Linked DNA regions of Homo sapiens: region 2 is linked to region 1. Evidence: read pairs that join two places in POLR2A ChIA-PET (ENCODE). Cell type or tissue: endothelial cell of umbilical vein. All regions are shown on one strand. Links, peaks and the distances in the headings refer to the core of each region. The heading gives the core; the rest is flanking DNA. Region 1 holds the start of LOC124901199 (small nucleolar RNA U13). Region 2 overlaps F2R (coagulation factor II thrombin receptor).

Evidence for each region. Peaks named below come from ENCODE experiments on the same cell type or tissue, not always from the same donor. Only the 100,000 strongest peaks of a DNase experiment are listed, where the experiment ranks them.
Region 2: POLR2A ChIA-PET joins it to region 1 with 5 read pairs; 14 of 35 experiments call an interaction of 5 or more read pairs at or near these places.

Annotation. Positions count from the first base shown.
Region 1 is chr5:76,779,304-76,786,866 of GRCh38, forward strand. It overlaps LOC124901199 (small nucleolar RNA U13), which reads left to right and starts at 4,793; the gene lies at 4,793-4,896. RefSeq lists an enhancer at 1-458. In endothelial cell of umbilical vein, for the core only: no CTCF peak of the experiment used is centred there; a DNase peak (open chromatin) is centred at 3,358; H3K27ac peaks cover 1,080 bases.
Region 2 is chr5:76,724,204-76,731,766 of GRCh38, forward strand. The region is part of intron 1 of F2R (coagulation factor II thrombin receptor); the gene reads left to right. Among named protein-coding and RNA genes, the nearest start is that of F2R, 12 kb to the left of the region's middle. In endothelial cell of umbilical vein, for the core only: no CTCF peak of the experiment used is centred there; no DNase peak of the experiment used is centred there.

The DNA of each region.
Region 1 (7,563 bases), core at 1,862-4,361:
GGAGTGCAGTGGCGCGATTTCGGCTCACTGCAAGCTCTGCCTCCCGGGTTCCCCCATCTTGGTTGGTTGACCGCATAACAATGAATCCATCACAGAGCCCTTAAACGGGCCAGTTTGGATAACCAGCAGGTGTTTTGAAAAGCTACTGATTTAGGCCAAATTAGAAGGAGGGGCAATGGGTTGCCTTGGAGAAGCAAACAGGGGCGGCAGACTGAACTGTAAATCACTCTCGGCTCTGGGCTCTCTTTCTTTTTTCCTCTTTCCCATATGGGCTTCCAACCCTGGGAGCCATTTTTAGGGTGAACAAAGGTATCTGTGGAATGTTCATTTGTTTCTATTATTTGCCACAAGCAGTCTTTGTTGTTTTTTTTTTTAACTTGAATACTTAACACTCCCTCTTAAAACCAGGACTCAGTATAAAAACTATGCTTCACACTGTTTGCAAGAGCCAAACATTGGACACTCAAATGTCCATTAAAAATAGGATGGGGGCTGGGCTCAGTGGCTTATGCCTGTAATCCTAACACTTTTGGAGGCTGAGGCAGGTGGATCGCTTGAGCTCAGGAGTTGGAGACCAGCTTGGGCAACACAGCAAAACTCTGACTCTACAAAAAATGCATAAGTTAGCTGGGCATGGTAGTGTGCACCTGTAGTCCCAGCTACTCAGGAGGCTGAGGCAGGAGAATCACTTGAGCCAGGGAGGTTGAGGCTACACTGAGCCATGATCACATCACGACACTCCAACCAGGGTGATGAAGTAAGATCCTCTCTCAAAAACAACAAACAAAAATATGGGACCAGGTGTGGTTGCTCATTGTAATCCCAGCACTTTGGGAGGCCGAGGCAGGAGGACTACTTGAGCCCAGGAGTTAAAGACCAGCCTGGGCAACACAGGGAGATCCCGTATCTACAAAAAATAATAAATTAGCTGGGCATGGCTGGGTGCAGTGGGTCACGCCTGTAATCCCAGCACTTTGGGAGGCCAAGGAAGGCAGATCACAAGGTCAGGAGATCGAGACCATCCTGGCCAACATGGTGAAACCCCGTCTCTACTAAAAATACAAAAATTAGCTGGGCATGGTGGTGTGTGCCTGTAATCCCAGCTACTTGGCAGGTTGAAGCAGGAGAATCCCTTGAACCAGGGCGTCGGATGTTGCAGTGAGCTGAGATGGCACCATTGTACTCTAGCCTGGTGACAGAGCGAGACTCCATCTAAAAAAAAAAAAAAAAAAATTAGCTGGGCATGGTAGCAGGTGACTATAGTGACTATAGTCCCAGCTACTCTGGAGAATGAGGTGGGGGAATTGCTTGAACCCAGGAGGTTGAGGCTGCATTGAGCTGAGATTGTGCCACTACACTCCAGCCTGGGCAACAGAGTGAAACTCTGTTTCAAAAAAAAAAAAAAAAAAAGATATGGATAGGGCTGGTCATGACGGCCTACACTCGTAATCCCAGTGCTTTGGGAGGCCACCACGGAAGGATCACCTGAGGCCAGGAGTTTGAAGTTCCAGTGATCTATGATTGTTAGAGGCCTTTGAACTAGAGCAACTCCATCTTCAGTAGGGGCTGGGTAAAATAAGGCTGAGTCCTACTGGGCTGCATTCCCAGTTAGGCATTCTAAGTCACAGGATGAGATAGGAGACCAGCACAAGATACAGGTCATAAAGACTTTGCTGATAAAACAGGTTGCAGTAAGGAAGCCGGCCAAAACCCACCAAAACCAAGATGGTGATGATCGTCCTTACTGCTACACTCCCATTAGCACCATGACAGTTTACAAATGCCATGGCAACGTCAGGAAGTTACCCTATAGGGTCTAAAAAAGGGGAGGCATGAATAATCCACCCCTTGTTTAGCATATCATCAAGAAATAACCATAAAAATGGGCAACCAGCAGCCCTTGGGGCCGCTCTGTCTGTGGAGTAGCCATTCTTTGGTTACTCTACTTTGCTAATAAACTTGCTTTCACTTTTCTCTAGGGACCTGCTCTGAATTCTTTCTTGTGCAAAATCCAAGAACCCGCTCTTGGGGTATGGATCAGGACCCCCCCTTCTTGTAACATCTTTTTGGCAACCACAGAAGGGACTATAGTGCGGTAAACCCCTGACCCAAAGGCTAACTTTGGGTAAGTGGTAGGGTCCGGTGACATCTTTCTGGCAAACCCTGAAGGGATGATACTGAAGAAATCCCCTCACTCAAAGGAAAGAGATTGGTTGACTTTGGATAAATTGGTGGGGTACCTGGGTGAAAAATGGGATTGGGTGAGAGGCCCAACTTAGAGGAGTTAGAGTCTCTCCTAAGACAAAGAGGGTTAAAGGCTCCTCTCAATAAGAGGCAAGGACACTTGACCAACATTGGGTTCAAGGCCCAACTTAGGAGGGTTAGAGGCCCCTCTCAGTAAAGTCCCTTTCGGCTAAATATGGGTTTGGCACTACAGGATGTTAACTGCTACTCTCTATGGAATAATCTGCTTTGCACTCTTTGCTGATGACTGTGGGTGTCAGGATTGGCATGTACAGGATTGTGGGACATGGGGAGCTTTTTCTTTCCTAAAAGGGGAAACTTGAGAGCTGACAGGACTGCTGGAAAAGATTCCTTCTTGACAGGCAAGCAGCCATCTGAACTTTTGAGTAATGGGCGGGTCTTACTCTGGTCTCCCTGAGCTCTTCACTTTTCCCACCCTGCCTCAGGCAATGCGCTCTTTCTCTCTCTCTCTCTCTCTCTCTCTCCCCCCGCAAACGGGTTAAATGAATGCTAAAAATCACTGTTTATCCCAGGCGTAGTGGCTCACACCTGTAATCCAGCACTTTGGGAGGCCGAGGCGGGCAGATCGCCTGAGTTCAGGAGTTCGACACCAGCCTGGGCAACACGGTGAAACCCTGTCTCTACTAAAAATACAAAAAATTAGCCGGGCATGGTGGCAAGTGCCTGTAGTCCCAGCTACTCGGGAGGATGAGGCAGGAGAATCGCTTGAACCCGGGAGGCAGAGGTTGCAGTGAACCAAGATCATGCCATTGCACTCCAGCCTGGGCAGCAGAGCGAGACTCCAGCTCAAAAAACAAACAACAATAAAAAACAAAAACAAAAATCACTGTTTATCTCCTCTGTAAAGTTTTGATTAATGGAAAAAAGGATTACTGAGGCTAATCTTAAACTGTAGTGAATCTGGTGTGCTTTGTGTATCTTTCTGTATTGTTCTGTCAAGATGAGGAGTACCTTAGGATAGAATGTGGACCTAGGACCCCTATATGCCTGCTGTTCAAGACAGCCCAGCAAACTGGTTAGTCATTTCCTTGGGAGACTGACCTTGTAACCATGTAGCTGTGCTTTCTCTTTTCACAATGGTGGCCTGGGTTCAGGGTCCTGGTAAAAAAAAATGATGGTATTTCCACATAATGAAAGGTTATACAGCAATGAGAATGAATAAGCTACAACTATAAACCACAACCGGAATGAATCTCACAATGTGAGGACCAAAAGAAGCCAGACAAAAAAAGAGTACGTAGTTTACGATTCTACTTGTGTAATGTAAAGGTCAAAACTTTAACAATAGACAAAATTGGGCCGGGCGTGGTGGCTCATGCCTGTAATCCCAACGCTTTGGGAGGCTGAGGCAGGTGGATCACGTGAGGGTGGGAGTTCGAGATTAGCCTGGCCAACGTGGTGAAACCCTGTCTCACCATGTTAGCCAGGCATGGTGGCAGATGCCTGTAATCCAGCTACTCAGAAGGCTGAGGCAGGAGAATGGCTTGAACCTGGGAGGTGGAGGGTGCAGTGAGCTGAGGTCACGCTGCTGCACTCCAGCCTGGGTGACAGAGCGAGACCCCATCTCTCAAAAATAAAGATAAAAAATAAAAATAGACAAAACTAATCCAGTTTTAAAGTTCTTGAGTGAGACAGGGTCCCACTCTATCACCCAGGCTGGAGTGCAATGGTGTGATCTTAGCTCACTGCAGCCTTGCATTCCTGGGCTCAAGTGATCCTCCTGCCTCAGCCTCCCAAGTAGCTGGGACTACAGTCACACACAACCACACCCTACTAATTTATTTAATTTTTTGTGGAGATGAGATCTCACTGTGTTGCCCAGGCTGGTCTCAAACTCCTGGGCTCAGGGAGTCCTTCTACCTCAACCTCCCCAAATGCTGGGATTACAGGTGTGAGCTGCTGTGCCAGCTAAAAACTAATCTATTATTCTAGAAGTTAGAACAGTTGTTACTGTTGACGAAAAGAGTCAAACTCTGTAAAATATTTAAAGAGGTTTACTCTGAGCCGAATATGAGTGACCATGGCCCAAGAGACACTCTCAAGAGGTCCTGAGAAATGTGTCCGAGGTGGTTCAGTTACAGCTTAGTTTTGTATGTTTTAGGGAAACATAAGACATCAATCAATACATGTGAGGCATACATTGGTTCAATCTAGAAAGGCAGCACAACTCAAGTCGGGAACTGTGCTTCTAGGTGACAGGTAGGTTCAAAGATTTTCTGATTGGCAATTGGTTGAAAGAGTTATTACCTAGAGACCTGGAATCAATAGAAAGGAGGGTTTGGGTTAAGATAAGGACTTGTGGAGACTTCAAGGTTCTTATTATGTAGATAAAGTCTCCTAGGTGGCCACCCTTAGAGGCAAGAGATGGCAAATGTTTTCTATTTAGAACTTTAAAAGGTGCTGGTCTCTCAGCCAGTCTCTTCAGGATCGGAAAAAGACTTGGAAAGGGAAGGGGATTCTCTATAGAAAGTAAATTTCTCCCACGAGATACAGTTTTGCAGAGCCATTTAAAAATACGTCAAAGTCGATCCTTTTGTAGTTCAAGAGCATAATGATCGGGCGTTCACATGCGTGTGTCAGATGTGCCACCCTCGAACCTTGTTAGGATGTTGGCACATTACCTGTCTGACATAAAAGGAAAATAATAAATAAAAATATGTCAAAGGAATATATTCTGGGGCAAAAGATTTTTATTCCTTTCAGGATCTGCTATCTGTCGTGTGATGCTATACTAGAATCAGGTTGGAATTTGGTATTTTATTGCTACAAAGAATCTGCTTTGTCAGTCATAAGATCTCTGTTTTAATGTTAATGCTGGTCAGCTGTGCCTGAATTCCAAAGGGAGGAGAGTATAATGAGGCATATGAGACCCTCATACCCGGGTTTGAAATCCCCTTGGTGGAGAGGAAGGGGTCTGTTTAGTCATTTGGGGGAGGAGCTTATAATTTCATTTTTGGCTCACATTACCCTGGTGGGAATTCGTGACTGGAAGACAGCACGAGGGAGTCTTCCAGGATTCTGGTAGCATTCTGATTCTTGATTTGAATTCTGGTTCTATGGATATGAATTTTATAAAAATTCATGAAACTGCAAACTTATCATATGTACACTTTTTTTTTTTCTTGAGACAGAGTCTCACTCTATCATCCAGGCTGCAGTGCAGTGGCATAGTCTTGGCTCACCGCAAACTCTGCTTTGCGGATTCAAGCGATTCTGGTGCCTCAGACTCTTGAGTAGCTGGGACTACAGGCGTGCACCACCATGCCTGGCAAATTTTTGTAGTTTTAGTAGAGACGGGGTTTTGCCATGTTGGCCAGGCTGGTCTTGAACTCCTGACCTCAAGTGATCCACATGCTTCAGCCTTTCAAAGTTCTGGGATTAAAGGCATGAGACACTGCACCTGGCTGACATGTACACTTTTTGTAGGTATGTGATACTTCAATAATTTTACATATATTTTAAAAATTAAATAAATGTATGTATTTTAAAACCTAGCCTCATGTGCATACACACAAAAAAATAATTACATCATATAGAACTTCATAAAGAATGTCCAAAATTTAGAAACACACATACACACACGTGTGCAAACACACACATGCACAGTTAGGAGAAAGAGAGATCCTGGTAGTGTGATAGAAAAAAGAGGTTCAGCCAGGTGTGGTGGCTCAAGCCTGTAATCCCCGCACTTTGGGAGGCCGAGGCGGGCGGATCACGAGGTCAGGACAACGAGACCGTTCTGGCTAACACGGTGAAACCCCATCTCTACTAAAAATACAAAAAACTAGCCGGGCGTGGTGGCAGGTGCCTGTAGTCCCAGCTACTTGGGAGGCTGAGGCAGAAGAATGGCGTGAACCCGGGAAGCGGAGCTTGCAGTGAGCAGAGATCACGCCACTGCACTTCAACCTGGGCGACAGAGCAAGACTCCGTCTCAAAAAAAAAAAAAAAAGAAGAAGGTTCACATTTGTGGAGTGTGATTAAAAAAAAAACAATCCTCAACCCCTAGAAGATGGGAAGAAAGCAGGTTTGAGGAGGAAGAAGAATTAGAAAGCAGTATAGTATGACTCACCCAAGAACAATGACAACCAGCACTGCCCTTTGTCACTTGGACTTTGAACAAACAGTTGGTAAAATTATTTTGAGGTGTGGGTGAGTAAGGGGGTGTGCCCTGGGGCATTACTTGCTCAAATTGGTTTCTGCCCTGTATGAGATCAACACATAGATCACACATTAACTACTCCCATCCCACTTGAAAATGGCCCGTATACCATCAGGAGAAAGACCTCGACCATTTCCCATGATTATTCTTGTTATTCTAACATCCTTCAGATTGAGTGTTAAGTCCATATATTATGAAATTAATGAATCTTTCCAGAATCTCAAGCAGCAGTTCTATTATAATGTAAATCAGAAATCTTTGAGACGCTCCTTTTTTTTTGAGACAGAGTCTCGCTCTGTCGCCAGGCTGCAGTGCAGTGGCACAGTCTCAGCTCACTGCAACCTCTGCCTCCTGGGTTCAAGCGATTCTCCTGCCTCAGCCTTCCGAGTAGCTGGGATTACAGGTGCCCACCACCAAGCCTGGCTAGTTTTTGTATTTTTAGTAAAGACACGGTTTTGTCATGTTGACTAGGTTGGTCTCGAACTCCTGACCTCAGGTGATCCACCTGCCTCAGCCTCCCAAAGTGCTGGGATTACAGGCATGAGCCATCGCACCTGGCCTGAGAAACTTGTTAAAAACACAGATTTCTTGGGGCAAAGATTCAGCAGGTGACCGGTGGATCCGAAGAATCTTCATTTTAACCAGCTTCCCTTGCCTTTCCATCTGCCATAAAAGTCTGGATTTTAGCCGGGTGTGGTGGCTCACGCCTATAATCCCAGCACTTTGGGAGGCCGAAGCAGGCGGATCACCTGAGGTCAGGAGTTCGAGACCAGCCTGGCCAACGTGGTGAAACTCCGTCTCTACTAAAAATACAAAAATTAGCCGGGCATGGTGGCGGGTGCCTGTAATCCCAGCTACTCGGGAGGCTGAGGCAGGAGAATCGCTTGAACCTAGGAGGCGGAGGTTGCAGTGAGCCAAGATCGCGCCATTGCACTCCAGCCTGGGCAACAAGAGCGAAACTTCATCTCAAAAAAAAAAAAAAAAAAAAAAAAAAAAGGCCGGGTGCAGTGGCTCACGCCTGTAATCCCAGCACTTTGGGAGGCCGAGGCGGTTGGATCACGAGGTCAGGAGATCGAGACAATCCTGGCTAACACGATGAAACCCCGTCTCTACTAAAAATACAAAAAATTAGCCGGGCG
Region 2 (7,563 bases), core at 1,618-4,117, 55 kb before region 1:
ACTACAGGCACACACCACCACGACCAGCTAATTTTTGTATTTATTTTAATAGACATAGGATTTTGCTGCATTGCCCAGGCTGGTCTGGAACTCCTGGGTTCAATCAGTCCTCCTGCCTCGGCTTCCCGAAGTGCTGGCATTACAGGCGTGAGCCACCGTGCCCGGCCTAACAATTCCTTAATATCATCTGATAATCAGTCAGTGTTCATATTTACCTTATTGTCTCATAAATACCTTTTAACAGTTGGTTTGTTTGAATCAGGTTCAAACAAGGTCCACCATTACATTTTAATCTGTAACTGCCCCCCCACCCCTTTTTTATTGCTATTTATTTGTCAAAGAAACTAAGCCATCTGTCTTAGTTCTTATTTGTCAAAGAAACTAAGCCATCTGTCTTTTCTACATACTGGATCTGGCTGACTGCGTCTTCAACTCATGGATCTTAACATGTATGAAATGTTTCAATTCATTTCCATCATTATTCTTTTGATGGTCAAATTGGTGATCAACATGTCACATCTTTGGTCAGTGGGAGCCCTTTGAGATTGACTCCAGCGTCTTTTTGACCTAACCCTGATATTCTTTGAAGATGTTCAATGTTCATCTTGTGTATTTCCTACCCCAGATCTGGAACTAGTCATTTCTTTAAGAAGCCCCAGTTCTTTTCATTGGAAAATGGTGTTTGTTTGAATCTGAGGGAGTAAAACATTCCAGTAATGCTGGTGTTTTCCACTTGACAGAGTTAGTGTGATTCTGTTATTTTCCTGTCCTCCTCTTCATTTCTCTTTAGCCTGTAGTGTTGTTTCAACTCTTGTGCTCTGTGTGGGAATGTGAGCAAAGTCCTGGGACTTCTGCTTTGTTAACTCTGAAAAAGCATGAGCCCCGAAGGGCAGAACTGTGAGTCAAAACCATGTGTGTCATGGAATGCTGGTGTGGTATAAATCCCAGGATCAAATGCGACATTCAGAGATCCTCTAGTCACCCCTCTGCTTCCAGGACAGATCTCATCACAGTCAGAAAACGTGTTGCCTAACTCACTAATTTTTAAAAATCGCCACAGTTAAAGAGTCCGTATTTAAACTATTTAATAATTTGCTGTATTCGATAACAAAACTACTCTAGAGCAATTTAGAAGAGCCTAAATTAAGTGAAACTTAGCAAATCGTATGAGAACTGAATTCAGGACCTCTGCTGCCTTTTTTGTGAAACCATAGCTTAACCAAAAAAAAAAACAGAGATGAATGATAAGAGATTTGGGCACCTTCACAAGCACTTTCTCCTTGACCTGAGTTGTGCTAGGACTGGAGGAAAAGCGAGATACTTAAACTCAAATTTCAGCCTAAGGGTCTTGAGCTAGTTGGAATTGTCTAGTCACCTTGCATTGGTTTTGTCCTTTCTTTGATGCTGGTATATACTACATTTTTTCTTTTCTTTTTTTTTCCGACATTCTTTAATTTCACAAAAACCAGAATATCAAACCCATAGTATCAAGAAAAGGTAACACCTTAGGCAGCGATATTTAACCAAGGGATTATACATTCTTCCTGAGCTCTAGCCTATAAAAATTTCATGTTTCCACAAGTATAATGTTCCTGTCGGAAGTACCGTCTGCCTGAGGCCTACCCAGAGAAGATGTTTTTTAAAACAAGTACTTACTGCCTAAGTACTAAATACAGAGTAAAGTCTAGTGACAGTTTTATTTTCAGACTAAGTGATAGTATCTGAAGAGCTTAGTTGTATTTATTAGTTTTCACATTGTGTCAGTCTCTCAGGTGTCATCTTGATTCATGTATGTAAGTATGCATGTTCATGTCCACTTTTTCCCCTCTGTGCATCACAAAAGCCCATAATCTGGCCAGGCTTCCAAAACTGCAGAGGAGAATTGCATTATTTTAAGGTTCCTTGGCCAGGTGCAGTGGCTTATGCCTGTAATCCCAGCACTTTGGGAGGCTGAGGTGGGTGGATCACTTGAGGCCAGGAGCATGAGACTAGCTGGCAAGCATGGTGAAACCCCATCTCTACTAAAAATACAAAAATTAGCTGGGCAGCCGGGCGCGGTGGCTCACACCTGTAATCCTAGCACTTTGGGAGGCCGAGGTGGGTGGATCACGAGGTCAGAAGATAGAGACCATCCTGGCTAACACGGTGAAACCCCATTTCTTCTAAAAATACAAAAAATTAGCCGGGCGCGGTGGCAGGCACCTGTAGTCCCAGCTACTAGGGAGGCTGAGGCAAGAGAATGGCGTGAACCCGGGAGGTGGAGTTAGCAGTGAGCCGAGATAGAGATAGCGCCACTGCAGTCCGGCCTGGGCGAAAGAGCGAGACTCTGTCTCAAAAAAAAAAAAAAATTAGCTGGGCATGGCGGTGCGTGCTTGTAATCCCAGCTACTTGGGAGGCTGAGGCAGGAGGATTGCTTGAACTGGGGAGGCAGAGGTTGCAGTGAGCCAAAATCGCACCACTGCTCTCCAGCTTGGGTGACAGAGCAAGACTCCATCTCAAAAAAAAATTGGTTCCTCTAGATCAGCATTTTTGCATATGCATGTTTTTGTGATATTAAAGTGCCAGAACCACAAACAAAAAAAATTAAAAATAAAAAAAAATGTTTAAGTGCCAGAAGCCATTCATTCTTTTCTTTCAGCACCCACACACTCATTGTGATCTTGAGAACAGCCTCACATCCACAGGGTCTGTTGGTACCAAGGTCAGGCTTCTGTGTGACTGGGGCAAGGTGAACACAGAGTAAGTTACATGCATTGCAAAGGTAAGAGAGTGATACTTCCAGAAAAGATTGTGAATTCAAAATTTGATTTATAGCTCTGAACCCTAGAGCTATATAATATACAACTTGTTCATTCCCTCATTGTACTAAAAAACTATAAACATTGCTAAGTAGGAGGGAAGATGAACCTAGATTTCCTTTTAACTTAATTAAGTGAGCAAACAATTGGGTATAAAAGCACACTACATGGAAGTGGGAGAGGAAGGATAATAGTAATTTCTTAAACTGCTTAATCGTTATGGTTTCCAAAGTGAATGTATGTCCTGTTTCACACGGGATGCTCCAGTTGCCAGATTTGTAGGCCAGACAGGAATTAGAATTCCATTTTAATGATTCTGAGCTTAATTCAGAGAAGTTAAGTGATCCCTGAACAGAGTCAATATTAGAATACAAATATGTGCCTACCACATGCAGGGCACAGGGTACTGGAGGTTCAGAGATTAACAGGAACAGTTCTTACCCTTAAGGATCAATGTAGACACAAGTGTGTATTCACATTCATCACTGGAGACATTCATTCCTTCCCTGTGACAGATCTCCTGCCAGGCCACCCCTTCATTGTCTGGAGACCCTCTCCCAACTTTGCTTAGGTAGCTTGACCTCAACCCTACACTACCAGGCTCTGCTCTGCTGTCTCTGAGTTGGTACTACTCTAGCTTTGCTCTTCATTTTGGAAATAGATGCCAACATATTGTATTTTATTTTCTATTTCTAGAATTTCCACTTGGTAGTTCTTTGCTGATATTTCCTATTTTCAGTTCATTTCTATAAAATATTTTTCTTTTTTTTTTTTTTTGCACATGGTTGTAATACATTCTTCAAAATCCTTATCTGCTAATTCCAACATCTGGGTCAACTTGAGGTTGGTTTCCGCTCACTGTCTTTTTACTTAAGACTGGGTCACTTTTTTTTTTTTTTTTTTAGAGACAGAGTCTCACTCTGTTGCCCAGGCTGGAGTACAATGGTGTGATGATACCTCACTGTAGCCTCGATCTCCCAGGCTCAACTTGTCCTCCCACCTGGGCTTCCCAAAGTGTTGAGATTACAGGTGTGAGCCACCACACCTGGCAGCCCCCTTTTTCTTTTATTTGACAAAAAATTATATATATTTATAGTGTATAACATAATGTTTTGAAATATGCATAACTTGTGAGATGGCTAAATCAAACTTATAACATGTATTACCTCAAATACTTATCATTTTTTGTGGTGAGACCACTTAAAGTCTACTCTCTTAGCAATTGTCAAGTATACAACACATTGTTATTAACTATAGTCACCGTATTATACAAGAGATTTTTCTAACTAATTCCTTTTAACAGAAATTTTGTACCCTTTGACCAATGTCTCCCCAGTCTACCCTACCCACCCATCCAACCCCAGCCTCTACTAACCACCATTCTCTTCTCTGCTTCCATGAGTTCAACTGTTTTCGATTCCACATATAAGTGAAATCATGCTATATTTGTCTTTCGGTGCCTGCCATATTTCACTTAACATTATGCCCTCTCGGCTCATCCATGTTGTTGCAAATGACAGAATTTCCTTCTTTTTTAAGGCTGAATAGTATTCCACTGTGTATATACATCATATTTTTTATTCATTCATTCATTCATCAGTGGATACCTAGTTTGATTCCATAACTGGGCTATTATAAATAATTCTGCAATGAACATGAGATTGCAGCTATTGACATCCTGGTCTTTTTTTTTTTTTTTTTTTTTTTGAGATGGGGTCTCGCTCTGTCGGCCAGGCTGGAGTGCAATGGCGCAATCTCAGCTCACTGCAACCTCCGCCTCCTGCGTTCAAGCAATTCTCCTGCCTCAGCCTCCCGAGGAGCTGGGATTATAGGTATGCGCTACCAAGCCTGGCTAATTTTTGTAATTTTAGTAGAGACAGGGTTTTGCCATGTTGGCCAGGCTGGTCTCAAACTCCTGACCTCAGGTGATCCACCCACCTTGGCCTCCCAAAGTGCTGGGATTACAGGCGTGAGCCACCGTGCCCAGCCAGCATCCTAATTTTATTTCCTTTGGATGTATGCCCAGCAGTGGAATTGCTGTATTATATAATAGTTCTATTTTTAGTTTTAGAGGAACCTTCATACTGTTTTTCGTAATGGCTATGCCAATTTAAATTCCCACCATCAGTATAGATGGGCTTCCTTTCCCCGTATCCTCACCAACACTTGTTATCTGTCATCTTTTTGATAATATCCATTCTAACAGGTATGAAGTGATAACTCATTGTGGTTTTAATGTTCATTTCCCTGATTAGTGATGTTGAGCATTTTTTCATATACTTGTTGGCCATTTGTATGTCTTCTTTTGAAAAATGTCTATTCAGATCCTTTGTCCATTTTTAAATCAGGTGATTTGTTATCTTGCTGTTGAGTTATAGGAGTTCCTTATATATTTTGGATATTAACCCTTTATCAGACGTATGGTTTGCAAATATTTGCTTTCATTTCATAAATTTTCTCTTCACTGTTGATTGTTTCCTTTGCTGTGCAGAAGCTTTTTACTTTGATACAGTCCCAGTTGTCTACTTCTCCTTTTATTGCCTGTGCTTTTATGGTCATTATAAAAAATTACTGCCCAGACAATGTCATGAAGCTTTTCCTCTATGTTTTCTGCTAGTAGTTTTACAGTTTCAGGTCTTATGTGTAAACCATTAATCCATTTAAGTTGGTTGTTGTATATAGTGTGAGAGAAGGGGGACAAGACGTCCAGAGTTTATCACTTTTGTGTATATTGGTTGGATCTGGTGATAACGATTTGGCTCTATGTCCCCACCCAAATCTCAACTTGTAGCTCCCATAATTCCCATGTGTTGTAGGAGGGACCCAGTAGGAGATGATTGAATCATGGAGACGGGTCTTTCCTGTGTTGTTGTCATGATAGTAAAATGGGTCTCTCAAGATCAGATGGTTTTAAAAACAGGAGTTTCCCTGCACAAGCTCTCTCTTTGCCCGCTGCCATCCAAGTAAGATGTGACTTGCTCCTCCTTACCTTCTGCTATGATTATGAGGCCTCCCCAGCCATGTGGAACTGTAAGTCCAATAAACCATTTTCTTGTATAAATTACAGGAAAAAAGACTCTGGATTTTGTTATATTCCTTCAAAGAGTGTTGGTGTTTTTGCTTTAGCAGCCAATTAATTTGGTTTTACTCAAGCAGCAGACTCTTTCTCTCTTGAGCAGAAGCTTAAATATCACTTCAGTTCTTTTATCTTTAGCAGAGGTGCTTCTCATCTTTCCTACAAATGCATAGTTCAAGGGTCAGCCAAACCCTAGGACAGAAGTTATACTGAAATTTAGGGCTCCCCCTCTCTGACTTTTTCCTTTCCAGGATTCTCTCCTAACTTTCCAGTGACTGTGATTGCCCTGAACTCTGTCCTCTGGTTCTGTAGGCCAAAAAGACTACGGATTTTCTATCTGGGTTTTAGTCACCTTTTATGTTATATAGGCACTGCTGTTATATAGGAAAAACCAAACTATTTTCCCCAAACTGTTTTCTCTTACCCAGCACTTCACTCAATCCTTCTGACACCGTATGTCTGGAGCTTGTTTCTCCACATACCAAGCAACCAATTCTCCTGCAGATTCTCCAGTGGACACCAGCTGGGTATCCTTGAATATAATTCAATTCTGGACACTATCTACCTCTAATATAACTCAATTCTGACACTATCTATCTACCTGGAGATAGAGTCAGATTCCACAGATTAAGGGCTCAGTTTCACAACGCTGCCTTCCACTTCAAATGGCAGTCATAAGTCTGGGCCTCCAGACTTCTGACCACACTATACATTGGGAGTTCCTAAGGCCCCCTGCTCAGATTCGATTAATTTGCTAGCATGATTCACAGAACTCAGGGAACCACTTTACTTACTTTTATCCATTCGTTATAAAGAAAATTACAGAGGATACAGATGAACAGCCACATGGTAGAGATGCATAGGGCAGCGATTGTGGGAAGGAGCACAGAGTTTCCATGCCCTCTCTTGGGCACTACCTTCCAGGAACCTCCATGTGTTCACCTATTTTTGGTTGATACTCCAAAAACCTTGGTTGGTCTGGCATGAGTGGCCAAGAACATCGGCTGCTCTGCTGACCTGCTCAGGAAAGAAGTAGAAGAATGACTGAGATGATGGGTACCTTGTGACTATGTTAGGAGATAACCCCAGGGATTGTGGTTTGGACCCAGATATAGTGAGAGATTTCTACATTCTCCTGTGTAAGCAAACTAAAGACTGTAGAGGAAAACTACTGTCATGGACATTGGCCGTAGAATTGGGAGTCCTGAATCCCATTATTAATTTGCCTCTAACTCCAAAACCTTTAAGAAATCCCCTCTGGTGGCACGTGCCTGTAATCCCAGCTACTCACGAGGCTGAGGCAGGAGAATTCCTTGAACCCCGGAGGCGGAGGTTGCGGTGAGCCGAGATCGCGCCACTGTGCTCCAGCCTGGGCAACAGAGTGAGACTGTGTCTCAGAAAAAAAAAGAAAGAAAAAGAAATCCCCTCTACTTTTTTTTTTTTTTTAATTTCTATTTATTTTTATTTTTTGAGACGGAGTCTCACTCTGTCGCCCAGGTTGGAGTGCAGTGGTGTGATCTTGGCTCACTGCAACCTCTGCTGCCCAGGTTCAAGCGATTCTTCTGCCTCAGGCTCCCAAGTAGCTGGGATTACAGGTGCATGCCACCGCACCTGGCTAATTTTTGTGTTTTTAGTAGAGATGGGGTTTCACCATCTTGGCCAGGCTAGTCTTGAACTCCTGACCTTGTG